Linked DNA regions of Homo sapiens: region 2 is linked to region 1. Evidence: read pairs that join two places in POLR2A ChIA-PET (ENCODE). Cell type or tissue: B cell. All regions are shown on one strand. Each heading gives the region's core, and the rest is flanking DNA. Links, peaks and the distances in the headings are about the cores only.

The links. Peaks named below come from ENCODE experiments on the same cell type or tissue, not always from the same donor. Only the 100,000 strongest peaks of a DNase experiment are listed, where the experiment ranks them.
Region 2: POLR2A ChIA-PET joins it to region 1 with 7 read pairs; 3 of 35 experiments call an interaction of 5 or more read pairs at or near these places.

What each region holds. Positions count from the first base shown.
Region 1 is chr6:105,456,809-105,462,159 of GRCh38, forward strand. It overlaps LOC105377921 (a long non-coding RNA gene), which reads left to right. Exons shown (of 2, transcript XR_942832.3): 1 at 1-286. Among named protein-coding and RNA genes, the nearest start is that of PREP, 56 kb to the left of the region's middle. RefSeq lists enhancers at 2,399-2,668, 2,679-2,738. In B cell, for the core only: no CTCF peak of the experiment used is centred there; no DNase peak of the experiment used is centred there; H3K4me3 peaks cover 581 bases; H3K27me3 peaks cover 321 bases.
Region 2 is chr6:105,290,582-105,295,932 of GRCh38, forward strand. The region is part of intron 10 of PREP (prolyl endopeptidase); the gene reads right to left. Among named protein-coding and RNA genes, the nearest start is that of PREP-AS1, 14 kb to the left of the region's middle. In B cell, for the core only: no CTCF peak of the experiment used is centred there; no DNase peak of the experiment used is centred there.

The DNA.
Region 1 (5,351 bases), core at 208-5,207:
CTCTGCATAGGAAATGAAGCCCTCGGAGAGATTTGAAGAAGCCCTTGGAGAGATTTGAGATATCCCTAACGGAGAAAGAATTGACCTTCATTATCTCAGGAAGGCTTTTGACATAAAAGAGAAAGAGAAGAAACTGATTACTTAAAGAGGAGAGAGAGCTGTAAAGAGAACTACGAGGATGAGCATCAGGCTTAAAGTGGCTTAATTTATAAACGGATAATTTAAAAATAGAATTGGAACATTAAGCCTTAATATGACCTATACTCCTCGCAATCCAGAAGTGAAGGTCAGTATTTAACCAAACCTCAGAGGTTAAGGAACATACACACACACACATATATACATATATATACACATATAAATATATGTGTATAAAATGTGTGTGTATATATATATTTAGAATCAAGATAAAATATATCCTGATATTATAAAATACTTACTCTAATAAGAAAAATGGCTAAAAACTAATGACCCTGAACAATCAAGGTTGAGTTTTGTGCCTCTTAAATCAAGAAAAATAGTGATAAAAAAGAGTTTTGTGCCTCTTGATACATATACAAACATACATACGTGTGTGTGTGTGTGTGTGTGTGTGTGTGTGTGTACACTATAAATACTGCCTAAAATGTTTAGGTCTGATCTCTAATGTACTGATCTCTAATGTACAGAGGAGTAGTATGGGGTAGAAAGTAGGGCATGGTGTTTGGAACCAAATATCCGAGGTTTGAGTTTTTGTTTAGCTGCTTGCCGTTTTCCTTGACCAAAATTTTCTGAGTTTCAATTTTCCTATTTTTGAAACTGTCGTGATAATAGAAAAGTGACAACTTGCGGTGTTCTGTAAAGTCTAGGCAAATTATATACCATCAGTAAACATTTTATCACTAGTTTTATAGCTCTCATTCAAATGCTTCCACGATCCCACCAAGATTCATGAATATCATCATCCCTTCAATTATTTAGTAGATGATAAAATGAGCATTAAGAAAAATCCCTTTGCATGAGCCAAGAATTCCTGGCTGTGCTGTTTATGTTTATTCACTGATTTTTCAATAATTAGGAGAGCAGGAATAACAAAAACACCAATAAAAAGAACTCAGCTTAGTAAAAGTAAGGTAGCCAGAAAACCAATTTCAATGTGTATTTTTATACCTCAGAAAAACCAATTCGCTTTGTAAATGGTGTGTCGGGACCATCCCTAAGGGTCATTGTCCTAGACCAATGGTATTAACTATCAGTCTATGTTCAGAACTGGAAATAGAAATACCTCCAGGTATTTGAAGAAGAAAAGGATTTAACTCAGGGAAATAGGCCCTTTAAAAATTACTGGAAGAGCTGTAGGCACCACTGAAATTTTTGAGTTTAAGGACAAACTGCTAGTGCTTCTTCAGCAGCTTCTTCAACACCCACCCTCCTCTCCACAGCTTTGTCAGCAGAAAAAAAAAAAAAAAAGGAAAAAACCAAAACTACAGATCATCTCTACTAATGCCTGTAGACAAAAGGATAGATGATGAGAACTTGCAATGTGTTACAAGATCAAATGTTCAAGGTGTAAGGGATGAGCTCATGATAGTTGGGTTTTAGCTCCTGAGGCTGATAGGGCTGTTTTGTGTTCAGGTGATCAGGAAAAACAAACAGAGTCACTTTCTTCATTTATGAACCTGCAAACCAGAGACTCTAAGGTTTGATATAAACATTCTGCCTAGTCAGTATATAATGTTGACAAAGATGAAAAAAATGTTAAGCCAGAGATAAAACAAAAATATTTTTACCACTATAGAGAGAAACAAAGGAATAATCATTTAACCGCCATTTTCCCCTTACATTATAGGAATTTCCATACCAGCAATTTTGGTGGCCATTAAAGTGAAGTTGAGGGAACTGGATAGAAGAGAATTACCCTGACTTTACACTGGAAAGTACCCTTAGCATTGTTCTAGATGGTGACCTAGAGAGTGCCTGATTCATGCAGCTTTATGTGAGTTGAAATTGAAAGTTGGCTCTGAAATCACAAGTTTTACAAAATTCACTCAATGGAATCTTAAATGATAATAGCAAAAATTTCTCTGCATCTTTTGCATAGATGTTTCCTATAATTTTAGTGTCAAGACATATGTTCTAATAATGTTTCTTCACTGGTATCCTCTCCCCTGAAGTTTGACACTCTTGTACTTAGTTTTCCTCCTGGAGTCCCAGGCAAATAATTACTATTTTTTTTTTTTTTGGTTGGCAGACGTTATTTGAACTGCCATCCCTATTATGAGATTCAGGTGAGAACAGGCTTGGGCAGGGAGGGAAGCACATACGTGCATAAATGTGCCATATCGCCATGTTCTTGTTGCAAATCCTTTAAGTGACGGCAACGGAGCCAAGGACTGACTGGGAGGTCAGTCACACACCCTCACAATCTGGTGCACTGGCATCCGTTGTGCTCAGAGTGGTTTGTTTCTGACAGTTACGGCAGCTGGATCAACACTTATTTTTTCATAATGACTCAGATCTTCATGTTCTGTTGCTTTGGGGTAATACCTATGACAAATATTAGGATGTGATGGTGCTGGGCTAGGAAGAGTGGACGTGACAACGAGCACTCACTCTAGGACGTAGTATCTGAAGGCTTCAACTCTGAAAGTCTAGTGACTCAGCTACTCAAAATCCTACATGTCACATTTCTATAAACATCCAACATCTGCTCCTATAATATATATGAGGGGATGTCATAAAAGTTGGATTTTATGACAAAAGTTTTGTTGTCTAGAGAGTCTCTCTGATGAAACCGTGAGGCATAGTTGTGATCAGTTTTAAGAACAGATGGCATTTTTGTTGGTTGTTCACATCTGTTGAGACTTAATGATATGCTAGGCACCCCCCTATAGGTTTATGTAGGACAACTCTACGAGGTAGGCAGTATTATTATTATTATTACCATTTTATAATGGAAATGGACACACAGAAGGGTTAAGTAATTTGTCCAAGGTCAAACAGCTTCAACAGAATCATCTAAATCCCAGAAATTGGGATCAGGTTCCTCTGTGGGACTTCTGTTCATGTTACCTTCATCATTCTGGTCACTCAGCCTCAAAACGTTAGATCTTGGAGGGACCTGAGAAGTTATAGAGGAACACATTCATTGTAGGGATGAGGAAAACAAAGCTAAGAGAGCATTAAATATCTGTCCTGAGGATCTACAACTGGATTGTGGCAAAACCAAGACTAGCCAATGTTGTTTTTGTCTCTTACATCACACTCTGGCTTTTCTCTGCCCATTGTTCTTTATTGCTAATGAATCACCAGTCTTATTCACTTCCTTCTTAACTTTTCTGATCTCTGCCCCTTCCTTCCTATCCCCCAATTCAGGTTCTGGTTACTCTTTGCCTGGACAACTACAGCAGTCCTGTGGCTTCAGGACTGCCCATCTTTTTTTTTTTTTCCAAGTAGATTGAAATTGGAGCAAAAGTAATTAGTAATTATAAAATCACCTTTTAAGAAATGTTATATTTATTCCATTCAGTCATTTCTCAAATGTTGCCAAATTTCTCCTTTGTAATTGCTAATTGTTATTTTAAAAACGTCCACCTTAAACATTATTAGTGCTTAGCTCTCCCTTGTAATTAGATGCAATTATCAGAACATAGTTTATATTAACCTGGGTTTGTGTGTTGTGCTGTGTGAGCCATACTTCCTACTGACTTGTTCCTGTCCCCGATAAAAATTCCTTCCTTTATTTTCGCATAATCTTAAAATTTTTTTTAAAAAGAAAGCATGTTCATTATAGAAAAACCCAGTGCATATAAATAATTACAGAAGAAAAATCTCAAAACACTTAGACTCTTATTCATCCAAATCAAGGTTAACACATTGCTGTGTATTATTTCTCTTTTATGTGTAGATTTTTCTTTTTTAATGTGCAAATTTAGGAAAAGAACTAATATTCCTCTTTGTTAAAATGTGGATAATAATACCTCTATCACAAATTTCTTGGAAGAATAACATGAGAATATATATGAATGACATGGACAGGAGGCAGGGAAATACTGGGTAGAAGAGGGTGGTTCCTCGGCAAAGGCACCACCCTCAAGCCTGGAAACCTGTGGCCCTAAATGGGAATGGGCATTCCTGTTTTTGTGTCCAAATGTTGCCTTTTGGCCTGCCACACCCCCCCATCCTGTACCTATATAAACCCCAAACCCCAGGCTCCACAAGCAGAAGAGCAAAGGAGCAAAACAGTGGCAGAGTGGCACAGCAGAGAAGGAAAGAACAGAAAGAGCGTCTGAATGTCGAGAGGAGTTCGGCTGGGAACAGAGAGGAGATTGGTCACAGGACAGCCAAACTCCAGGGGAGGATTATCTTCCCACTCCATCCCCTTTCCAGCTCCCCATCCATCCCACTGAGAGCCACCCCCATCACTCAGTAAAATCCTCACATTCACCATTCTTCAAGTCCATGTGACCTGATTCTTTCTGGATGCTGGATAAGGAGTCGAGTACCAAGAGGGCAGAGGGCAGGGTGTAAAAGGCTGTCACCCTGACCCTCCGCTAAGCTGGTTTAACACTCAGCTGTCCGTGGATGGCAACTGCTAAAAGAATATTAATTGTAACACACCCTTAGATGCTACCATGGGGCCAGAGCCCAAAAACGCTTGCCCTGACTCCTGCACCTGCCCGTCTGCATGCTACCCCTCCCATAAGGCATTTCAGTGCATGGTGACCCGAGCAAATGAGCCACACCCTTATTGCAATTTCTCCAAGGGGATTGGGGAACTCTCCCATTCTATGAATATACTTGGCACGTAGAAATTGCCCAACATATGGTAGATATGAGCTGTTTTTATATTCAACTCTTCAAACTCCTGGAATTAGTTTTGATGTCAAGTTTGAAATAGGGATATGATTTCATTTTTCCCCCAGTGGTTAAGTAATTGCTTCACTTTTTCAAAATTAAAGTTTTAATTTAGAGATAACTGTAGATTCACATACGGTTGTAACAAATTATACAGTGAGATCCTGTGTACCCCTTACCTAGTTTCCCCCAGTGATAACATCTTGCAAAACTATAGAACGATGTGAACCAGGATGTTGACACTGGTACAGTTAAGATACAGAACATCTCTGCCCCACAAGGATCCCTCTTGTTTGCTGCCCTTTATAGTCACATCCAATTCCCTCCTGCCCCCACCCACCTTCTTAACCACTTGTAACCACTAATCTGTTCTACATTTCTATAATTTAGCCATTTCAAGAATATTATAGAAATGAATCATATAGTATATAACACTTTTGATTGTTTTTTTCTGCTTAGCATAATTATCTGGCGATTAATTCAACCTTTTGCTGTATCAACAATTCTTTCTTTTA
Region 2 (5,351 bases), core at 130-5,129, 170 kb before region 1:
AGACCCTCCATCATTCCCAAAGTGCTCTCTTGATGCTTCATGACAATTCAACTTCCTCCTCCCATATCACTTTTCTTGCTACCATCTGTAAGATTTCCAGTATCTGAAAGCCAGCCTGCAACTCTCTTATCTGACTCCAGGACAAAGGCATCCTTGGAGAAAACCATTGAAAGCACAAAGTTCCCATTATCCCTGTAGTTGCAGAAATATATCCAAGCTTTAAGTTGGTGTGGTTCTAATGCTAAAAACAATATTTTGAAAGCGGTCCAAAATGAAAGGACATTGTGAAGATGACTTAATTGTGGGCAAGAAAACTCCTTACAAGAAGTTTCTTTATTTTAGTCTTGAAATAAACATACAGGCATACCTCGGAGATATATTGATTTTTTGGTTCCAGACAACCACAATAAAGCAAGTGATACAAATTTTTTGGCTTCCCAGTGCATATAAAAGTTATGATTACACTAGACTGTAGTCTATTAAGTATGCAATAGCATTATCTAAAAAATGTGCATGCCTTAATTAAAAAATGCTTTATTGCTAAAAAAAACACTAATGGTTATCTGAGACTTCAGCAAGTCATAACCTTTTTTGCTGGTGGAGGGCCTTGCCTTCGTGTGGATGGCTACTGATAGATCAAGGTGATGGCTGCTGAAGGCTGGAGTGACTGGCATTTTCTTAAATGAAGATACCAATGAAGTATGCCACAATGATGGACTTTTCCTTTCATGAAGGATTTCTCTGTAGCATGCAATGCTGTTTGTGATGGTTAATACTAAGTGTCAACTTGATTAAATTGAGGGATACAAAGTATTAATCCTGGGTGTGTCTCTGTGGGTGTTGCCAAAAGACATTAACATTTGAGTCAGTGGGCTGGGGAAGACAAATCCACCCTTCATCTGGTGGGCACAATCTAATCAGCTTCTAGTGAATATAAAGCAGGCAGAACAACATGAAAAGGAGAGACAGGCCTAGCTTCCCAGCTTACATCTTTCTCCCATGCTGGATGCTTCCTGCCCTCAAACATCGGACTCCAGGTTCTTCAGTTTTGGGACTTGGACTGGCTCTCCTTGCTCCTGAGCTTGCAGACAGCCTATTGTGGGACCTTGTGATCATAAGTTAATGTTTAATAAACTCCTGTCCTTCTAAGAGAACTCTGACCAATACACTGTTTAATAACATTTTACTCACAGCAGAACTTCTTTCAAAATTGGAGTCAATCCCTTCAAACCCTGCCACTGTTTTATCAATTAAGTTTATGGAACAAACTAAAACCTTTGTTGTCATTTTAACAATGTTCACTGCATCTTCACCAGGAGTAGATTCCATCTCAAGAAACCACTTTATTTGCTCACTCCTAAAAAGCAACTCCTTATCCATTCAAGTTTTATCATGAGATTTCAGCAGTTCAATCACATATGCAGGCTCCACTTCTAATTCTCGTTCTCTTGCTATTTCCCCAACATATGCAGTGACTTCCTCCTTTGAAATCTTGAACCCTTCAGAATCATCCATGAGCGTTACAATCACTTCTTTCAAACTCCTATTAATGCAGATATTCTGACCTCCTCCCATGAATCATGAATGTTCTTCATGGTATCTAGAATGGTGAATCCTTTCTAGAAGGTTTTCAATTTACTTTGCCCAGATCCATCAGAGGAACGTATGGCAACTACAGCCTTACAAAATGTATTATTTCTCAAATAATAAGACTTGAAAGCCAGAATTACTCCTTGATCCATGGGCTGCAGAATGGATGTTGTGTTAGCAGGCATGAAAACAACATTCACCTCCTTGTACAGCTCCATCAGAGTTCTTGGGTGACTAGATGTGCCGTCAATGAGCAGTAATATTTTGAAAGGAATCTTTTTTCTGAGAAGTAGGTCTCAACAGTGGGCCTAAAATCTTGAGTAAACCTTGGTGTAAACAGATGTGCTGTCACCCAGCTTTGTGTTCCATTTCTAGAGCACAAAGTAGATTTACCACAATGCTTAAGGGCCCTGGGATTTTCAGAATGGTAAATGAACACTGGCTTAGCCCCTAAGAAGAAAGTCAGCCTGTCCCTTGAAGCTTTGAAGCCAGGCACTGACTTCTCTCTAGCTATGAAAGTCTGAGATGATATCTTCTCCCAATATAAGGCTGTTCTGTCTACATTGAAAATCTGTTGTTTAGTGTATCCACCTTCAACAGTGATCTTAGCTAGATCTTCTGGAGAACTTGCTGCAGCTTCTACATCAGCACTTCCTGCTGCATCTTGCACTTTTATGTTATGCAGACGGCTTCTTTCCTGAAACCGTATGGCCCATCCTCTGTTAGCTTCACACTTTTCTTCTGCAGCTTCGTCACCTCTCTTAGTCTTCACAGAACTGAAGAGAGTTACTGCTTTGCTATGGATTTGGCTTTGGCAAATGTTGTAGCTGGTTTGATCTTCTATCCAGACCACTCAAACTTTCCCCATATCAGATATAAGGCAGTTTTGCTTTCTTATCATTCATGTCTTCACTGAAGTAGCACTTTCAATTTTTTCAAGTTATTTTCCTTTGCATTCACAACTTGGGTAACTTGTACTGAGACAGACCAAAAGCTAGCCAGGCCTCTTGCACATTCCTTCCTCACTGAGCTTAACCCTTTCTGGCTTTGACTTAAAGTGAGATGTGAGAGTCCTCCTTGCATTTTAACATTTAGAAGCCACTGGAGGGTTGTTAATCGCCCTAATTGAGACCCAAGGAGAGGGAGTGAGACAGGAAATGGTCAGTGGAGCAATCAGAACACATACAATATTTATCAATTAAGTTCACAGTCTTATACGGGTGTGGTCTTATACCACAAAACAATTACAATAGTAACATTGAAGATCACTGATGAGGGATCTCCATAACAAACACAATAATAATGAAAAGCTTTGAAGTATTTTGAGAATTATCAAAATGTGACACAGAGGCATGAATAAGCACATGTTGTTGAAAAAATGGCACTGACAGACTTGCTTGATTCAAGGTTGCCACAAACCTTCAATTTGTAAAAAAAAAAAAAAAAAATGCAATTATTTGTGAAGCTCAGTAAAATAAAGTATGCCTGTACATACAATATACATACGTATAAATATTTTATCAAATTCCTCTATGGACACGTGCACACACTCAGCAGTATTTTCTGCCATTTCCATTGATGGAATGGTAATTGAGACTAAACCTAAACCTCCCTCTTCAATAGAAGGGCAAATAACCTGAGTCTTTTGATAACTATGGAAGGAATCCATGTAGACATTTTCGAAACAGCCATTCAAAACAGCCTAGGCATTTTCCATCACGTACTTTCTACTTCTTTGATTTAACCAAAACTGGTTTCCTCCTGAAGCCAGTTTTTCCCCCTTTGTATTTTCATGGGTACAAAGAAGCTCCTTCTTTCAAAGCTTTTCTTTAAGAGGCTTTGGGAGTGTTTCCTTTCTCATTGTCCTGAATTTGCTGGGTCAGGAGAAGAAGCTAACAAACTCCTTGCTTCCATTTGCTTCCCACACTTGGCCAAGAAGCTCCACATCAGAGTCTACACCAGTGGTTTTTGAGCCTTATTGACTGGGCCTACATATCTGTGAAGAAACTGTTAAAAATACAGTTTTCCAGGCTTTATCCCCAGAGATTCTGATACGACAGGTCTAGGGCAGAGCCCCCAAACGTGCAGATTTAATACATATCCTACATACTCTGTGGCAGGTGGATCTGGGCTCAAAACACTGGTCAGACCATCTGCTTTTGTCACTTCCTCTTTCCTTACCAATTAATATCAACTAAAACCAGAAGTTTTCCCACAATTCTTGATCATTTTAATACAAGTCTCTATACTTCTCTTTACCTAGGTCTCCTGTGATTTCCCTCAGTGACTGTAACAGTGAAACCTGTCCAGCATCCTCACCTTAGAGATACCTGAATGCCTCAACACCAAGATCTTAGTTTCCACCCTACCCTAGCCGCTGGTTCCCTCCAATGTTTGCTGTGTGTCTATTATGTGCCAGGGACTGCACTCAGCCCTAGAGATGTAAAGAAGGCGAGCTGCATAATCCCTGCCCTCATGGGACTTAAGAGTCTCCTGAGACAAACCAACAGCACAACGCTCACCCATCACCTTGGTTATACCTTGGCCCTTAGAGCCTGAATTTCTTCTGCAAAGAACTAGGACAACCCACCTTGTAGCTCCAACTTGCTCTTTCGCCACTTCTGTCATTTCCTTACCCCTGGAATATCTGCTTTTATTTTTTTAAAAAACTCTTATGAAGACGTTCAGTTCTTTATATTCTCTCAGGCTGTCAGCATCGCTTGGGCTTTCCTTGCCCAGCTTGGGACCCTTGGACAGCTCTTTAAATGTTACTAAATCCGGAACTCCTCTAATTCTGACCCTAACCCATTGGATTCCTTCTCCTCCCCCAGGCTGCTGGACACTCCGGAAATGGCAACTTGCTTCATTACAAATGAATACTTGATCTCAGCTGGGCTCTGAACTTAGGTCTTATGTCTTTTCCTTCCTCAAAGTCTTCCATCTTTTCCCACCTAAATCAATTCAAGAGTAGTTTCCAATGTTTTCCTTTTTTTTTTTTTTTTATTTCTGACACCACCATTTGCATCCCTCTCTGCCTCTGGCCTTGCCTATCCCTCACAGGGTCCATCTGCTTGTAGCTCCTGGTAAAGCTTCTGCTAACTTCATTCAGCCTCTGCAACCCCAGAGAAAGGAGGATCGCCCTGTCTTGATTCCATTCCTTACTGCCTCCACTACTACTGTGCTCTTTCAATTATTACAGCTTTTGTTTTTTGTATTTTTTCCCTTTCTTTGGCATACAGATAGACTCAAATTTCTCCTATCCTAGCCAACAAAACCTTATGTATCACCCTGTCTGCCTCTTAAGCTACATCTCCATCTTCCTAATCATTAATCCCGAGTACCCCATACTCACAGCTCACCACTTTCCCACCCCATTGATTCCTATCCCCACCCCTGCTCTTTCAAAGGTCATCAATGAACGTTTCTGTCTTTCTCATTGCCTCTCCATCCCTGCCTCTATCCTGTTGGTGTATGTCCTTCCCAACATTTTCATGATTGCATAGAGACACGCCTATTTATATGTTCAAATACACATAGGAGTTATTATTATATAGTGATAAATGGAATCGGGCTAATACTGGGCTATGATTCATTCTCTCTCCTCTTCACTTAGCAATTTATCATGGAATTCTTTTCAGAGTAAAACACCCAGATTTATCTCATTTAAAAAATGGCTGCCTAATATTTCATTCTACAGATGCACACACATTTAACCATTTTCTCATTGATATTTAGGCTATTCTTTATGTTCTGTGATTGGT